Regions from separate parts of the Homo sapiens genome. Here region 2 is linked to region 1. The links are chromatin contacts, found by Hi-C in ENCODE. All regions are on one chromosome and are shown on one strand. Each heading gives the region's core, a stretch centred on a gene start or an enhancer-like site at or near the end of the contact. The rest is flanking DNA. Distances are from core to core; before and after follow the strand shown.

Evidence for each region. A loop is a pair of places that touch in the nucleus more often than their neighbours do. Pooled maps may share reads with other maps.
Region 2: a loop to region 1 is called in a map of PC-9, with 2.2 times the contacts of the local background. The contact joins two enhancer-like sites. A Hi-C loop is called at or near these places in 1 of 168 maps with a recorded cell type or tissue (PC-9), 3 of 37 single-sample maps with no recorded cell type and 3 of 50 pooled maps.

The regions. Positions count from the first base shown.
Region 1 is chr4:152,459,213-152,461,961 of GRCh38, forward strand. The region is part of intron 2 of FBXW7 (F-box and WD repeat domain containing 7); the gene reads right to left. Among named protein-coding and RNA genes, the nearest start is that of MIR3140, 29 kb to the right of the region's middle. Within about 2 kb of position 1,464, at least 2 of the 41 ENCODE cell types and tissues checked have a DNase peak (open chromatin) inside an H3K27ac peak, as active enhancers do.
Region 2 is chr4:152,849,208-152,851,907 of GRCh38, forward strand. The region is part of intron 2 of ARFIP1 (ARF interacting protein 1); the gene reads left to right. Among named protein-coding and RNA genes, the nearest start is that of ARFIP1, 71 kb to the left of the region's middle. RefSeq lists enhancers at 1,210-1,504, 1,391-2,049. Within about 2 kb of position 1,289, at least 11 of the 41 ENCODE cell types and tissues checked have a DNase peak (open chromatin) inside an H3K27ac peak, as active enhancers do.

The sequences.
Region 1 (2,749 bases), core at 214-2,713:
AGTGCTACAAAATATTTAAACCAGAAGGATGACATCATTATCATCATATTTTCAAAACCATCAGCACTTCACTTTTTCCAATCAAGCTAATTCAATAAAACAGAGTACCCATTTTTACACTAGCTTCCACCTAGTAAACCAGATTTCATCACTACTCCATCTCTTTGGAGCAAATAAGATACTACAGTATCATAGCCAAATCAGCTACAACAGTAGCCATACTGTTGTATGTATACATACACAGAGCAAACTCAATAGTCATTCCAAGACTCTTTATAGACAGCAATTAATTCATACACCCAGGTGATCAATGGAGAGTCACATCACAGGCAGACTGCCCTTATATTCATACAGCAGCGACTCCAAACCAAGGGGTAGGGCAGGAAGTACACTAGTCCCCCACTTATCCACAGAGCATATGTTCCAGACCCCCCAGTGGATGCTTGAAACCACAGATAGAACCAAACTCTATATATACTATGTCTTTTCCTATACATATATACTTATTAGTTTAATCTGTAAATTGGGCAAAGTAAAAGATTAACAACAACAATAATAAAAAAGAACAATTATACTGTAATAAAGTTATATGAATGTGGTCTCTCAAAACATCTTATTGTGCTATAATCACCTATTTTCAGACCATGGATGACCACAGATAACCAAAATTGTGGAAAGCAAAACTGTGGATAAGGGGGACTACTATATATGAAATACAGAATAGCCAAATTCATAAAGACAGAAAGTAGATTAGACACTGCCAGAGACTCGGGGAAGGGAAATGGGAAATTACTGCTTAGTAGGTACAGAGTTTCTGTTTGGAATGATAGAAAAGTTCTGGAAAAAGTAGTAATGAACGAACAACACTGTGAATGCAACTGTGCCACCAAATTGTACAGCTAAAATGGCAAATTTTATTTTGTACATATTTTACCACATTTTTAAGTTTTTTAGAAACCTATTATACATTACTAAAATTAAACAATAACCTTAATGAGATATACCATGTTCATAAGTTAGAAGACTATTAACACGTTAATTTGTATGTCATTACATATTAAAAATTGTACAATATGTAAATTCCCAAACTCCATTATAAACCCAACAATACAGCATCATAATTTTTGCTTCAAGTCACAGGTACTTGTTTTTAAAATAAGGAAAAATATAGTTTATAAAAATTAGAGTAAATTATGTATTTACTAGTTTTGATGTTGATTTCCTCCTGTAGATGGTACTTGCCATCTGGTGCCATTTCCCTTGAAATTGATTCCTTTAGAAATGCTTGCAATGGTGGCTGGCTGGTGAAAATTTCCCAGTTTTGGTTTATCTGAACATGTATTTATTTTACCTTCACTTCTAGCTGAACACAGAATTCTTATTTGATAGCTTTTTGCCTTTCAGCTGAATATACCATATCCATGGCTAGAGGTCGCCATTGTTTCTGGTAAGATATTTCTGGCTACTTTCAAGAAATTCTCTGGTATTGAGCAATTTGACCACTTATGTGCTAACATCTGTTTTTTTGTGTGTGTTTATCCTGCTTGAAGTTTGCTGAGCTTCCTGGATATGTAAATTGATACTTTCCACCAAAGTTGTGGGGGTTTTCAGCCATTATTTATTCCCCATCTGAGACTCCATTTAGATGCATGTTCAAACATTGTATTACCCCAAAGGTCTCTCAAACTCTGCTTATTTTTCTCCATTCTTTCTCTTTCAAATAGATGACTTTTATTAATCTATCTTTAACTGATTCTTTTGCCATCTCCAAACAACTGTTTTGCTTGGCCGAGCACAGTGGCTCACGCCTGTAATCAAAGTACTTTGGGAGGCCAAGGTAGGCAGATCACCTGAGGTCGGGAGGGAGTTCAAGACCAGCCTGGCCAACATGGTGAGACCCTGTCTCTACTAAAAATACAAAAATTAGCCAGACATGTTGGTGCATGTCTGTAATCCCAGCTACTCAGGAGGCGGAGGTTGTGGTGAGCCGAGATCGCACCACTGCACTCCAGCCTGGGCGACGGAGCAAGACTCCACCACAAAATAAAATAAAATAAAATATAATATAAAAATTTCATTCCAGTTACTGATCTCAACCCTAAAATTCTCTTTTGCTTCTTCTTTACAGTATCTGTTTCTCTGTTTTGATCTCCTATCTATTCACTGAACAAGACTTTATTGTTTTTTATTGGCATTATTTTTTATTGCTGTACTGTAAATTTTATTATGTTTTTTCCCAACTATTTTTGATCCACGGTTGGTTGAATCTGCAAATGCAGAAACATGGAAACAGAGGGGTGACTGTATTTTTCTTTAATCCTTTGAACATAGGACTCCTTAAATTCTTCTGATTATATTTAGGGCTATTTTAAAGTCCTTGCTTGCTAAATCCAATATCTGGCTATACTTGGGGTTAATTTCTATTGAATGATTTTCTTTACCTGAAAATGAGTCATATTTCCACTTTATTTGCATATCTAATAATTTTTAGTTGAAAATACACATTGTAAATAGCAAGTTATAGCAACCAGATTTTGTCGCAATCTTTCAAAGGACCATTTGGTTTTCATGTTGTATGATTCTAATGGGCTCGTATGGACTCAAACTGCAAACTTCAGTAAGTCCTCACTTAATACCATCGATAGGTCTTGGAAACAGCAACTTGAAGCAAAACACAAACAGCAAGGTCCTTGAATACTGTCGTTTCCTTTAACACTGCTTTGTTATACAACTGATGAGAAAAAAATGT
Region 2 (2,700 bases), core at 39-2,538, 390 kb after region 1:
GCTTATCTGTCTTAATTATAATCTGAGAGTGTGCCCTTATTTATAAACAAAAGCTATTAGTAATATGTTTTTTTTTATTTCTTGGAGGAATTTTGTTGAAAATACAATTCATAATGAAAGGTTGAAGGCTTATCTGTCTTAAATTATAATCTGAGAGTGTGTCGTTATTTATAAACAAAAGCTATTAGGAATATGTCGTTTTTAAATTTTTTGAAGGAATTATTTTGAATGTAGATACATATAAATATTTCCACAGTGATAGTATGTGAATGAATTCAGTATTTCTTTGATGCAAGTTGGTACATGATTCAAGCTTTTGAACTACTTAGAATCTAGACTAAGTGGGTGAGGCCAAGAGGGTAGGCAGTGAACCACCAAAAGGTACTTGTAAGTTCTTGTTAAATATTGTTGAATGAATGGGAGAGAGGGAGAAAAGAAGATTGAAATTGTGTGTCTGTGGCAGGCAGGTGTGTGTGTGTATGGTGGTAAATGGAAAAAAATCAATAAAAATGTTAGATTTACTCTCTTGATTAGATGGAATAAGATACAGGAGGATATTGTGATCATAAAGTGAGTTATTAAACTTATTTAAAGTGAGAATCTAGAAGTGTTGCTTCCGAAGTGATGACAAGGTCTAAGAGTGGCAATTTGAGTTTAGGTTGCCTGAGTGGAATATGGGGTATGAAAGATGAAAGGCATTAGAAATGAAGATGTTAATGAAATCTGAGACTAAGGTGTAGATTGGGTTATACTAAGTCTAAAATGTCTTTTATCTGCCCTGACACTTTTTTGGCATGTTGTCCAACTACAGATTCCCAAACCTGATCCAGATTACCAATTTTACGCATTTCTGCAAGTATACGGAGGGAAAATAAAATCACATACCTTTACATATCATTATTACTATCCCCTGTCATTCTGCATCAGCATAGGTAGGCAGGCTCATGGAACAGATTTTAAGTGTTTTACAATTTATATTTTAAAATATAGCAACTTACTACCTACCATAACATTAGTGGACTGTATTTTTAATGATCGGTGAAAACTTTCAGCCTAGACAGCGAATATATCAGCTTGGAAGGAATTGCTAACTGAACATCTATAATCATTTCCTGAAAATGTGCCCACCAACATGCAAAAGGTTAGAAACACCCAGTTTAATGGTGAGAGTTAGGGATAAAGCAGAAGCCCTAGATGTGCCAAAGTCTTCAATAAATATTTGAAATTGACTGGAAAGAAGGTAGATGACAATGTTGAGGTGGGGACGAGGGCAGTGAGGAAGGTGACACACAGGAAACGGGGGGGTTGGGTAGGGGCAGAGTTGCACAAGAATGGAAAGCAGTTCTCTACAACAGTTCCTCAAAATAGACTAAGGATCGCCTGCATCAGAATCACCTGATTTCCTTGTTTTGAAATTCGGATTTCTGGGCTTCACATTCCAACTCAGTGAGAATCACCACACAGCTAAGAGCAATCTGCATTTTTAACAGGATCCTCAGGTGATTCCTACTGAAATTAAGGTTTGAGAACTGGTTGTTTAGAAGTACCAATAGAGAGTTTAGAAAATGCTGACCCTGCCTTCTAACAATAGAATATTGATAAGTAGAATGTTGGAAGATAATCAGTTTTATAAAACTCAAGATAATTGTGGAGAAGCAGAGAGGCCACTTAAGGGGGGTTAATAGTGTTACAGAACTGGGGATGTGGAGGCTGTTGTAATAATAGCTTTGCTTCTGGCAGATACTTTTTATAGACAGCTAACTGTTAAACTAACAAAGGAGATTTTAAATTAACAGAATTCATCAAACATTTAACATAAGTGTTTTAGTTTGTTTCTTTAAAAAATTTATTATGTAGATGCTTTGGAAGGTTTTGTCCCTTTTGAAGCATGAGATGTTACTGAGAAAATTTCTTGCCAAATGAAGTAATAGACACTCTGCTAGATGTCAAGAATACAAGTGGTGAACAAGATAGATAAGCTTCCTGATCTTAGCATATGGTCTTCGGAATGGGAAGAGAGGATATAGACAAATTAATTTTAATACCATGTGAAAAATGTTGTGCTAGGCCAAGTATAGCATGGTCTGAGTACTGGTGGGAGCATGGAAAGATTACCTGAGTGATTACTATATAAGCTGAGGTCTGAAGGATGACCTAGCCAGATAAAGGGTGAAAAATATTCTCATCAGAAGCAACTGTAACAACCCGAAGGAAGTGTGAGACCATAGAACTGGAAATTCATGTTGTTGGAATGGAGAATGTGAGGGCAGGTGTGTGAGAAATGAGGCTAGAGAGATAAGTAGATAGTAGATCCTGCAAAACCTTGAAAACCATATTGAAGAGTTTAGTCTTTACCTAAAAGGCAATGGAGAGCCACTAAATGCTATAAAAATGGGAGTGTCTCAGTTGGGTTCACATTTTAGAAAACTGTCTCTGTCTAGTTTGAAGAATTGATTGCGGGACTGACAGTACTAGAGACATGGGAAACAAGTTCAGTCATCAAGGGCAAAAGAGGAGTGAGACTTAGGACATTCTCAAGGATATATATTTTAAAACAAATTTACTGAACATTTTGTGTTCTTCATGTGTTGGTTTTACACTACAGTTCAAAAGTATTACCATGCTAAATTTTAAGTTCTAAACTTATGTTTTTAATGTCATAATTATAGTAACCTCTATTAAAATATGCAAAATGGAGAC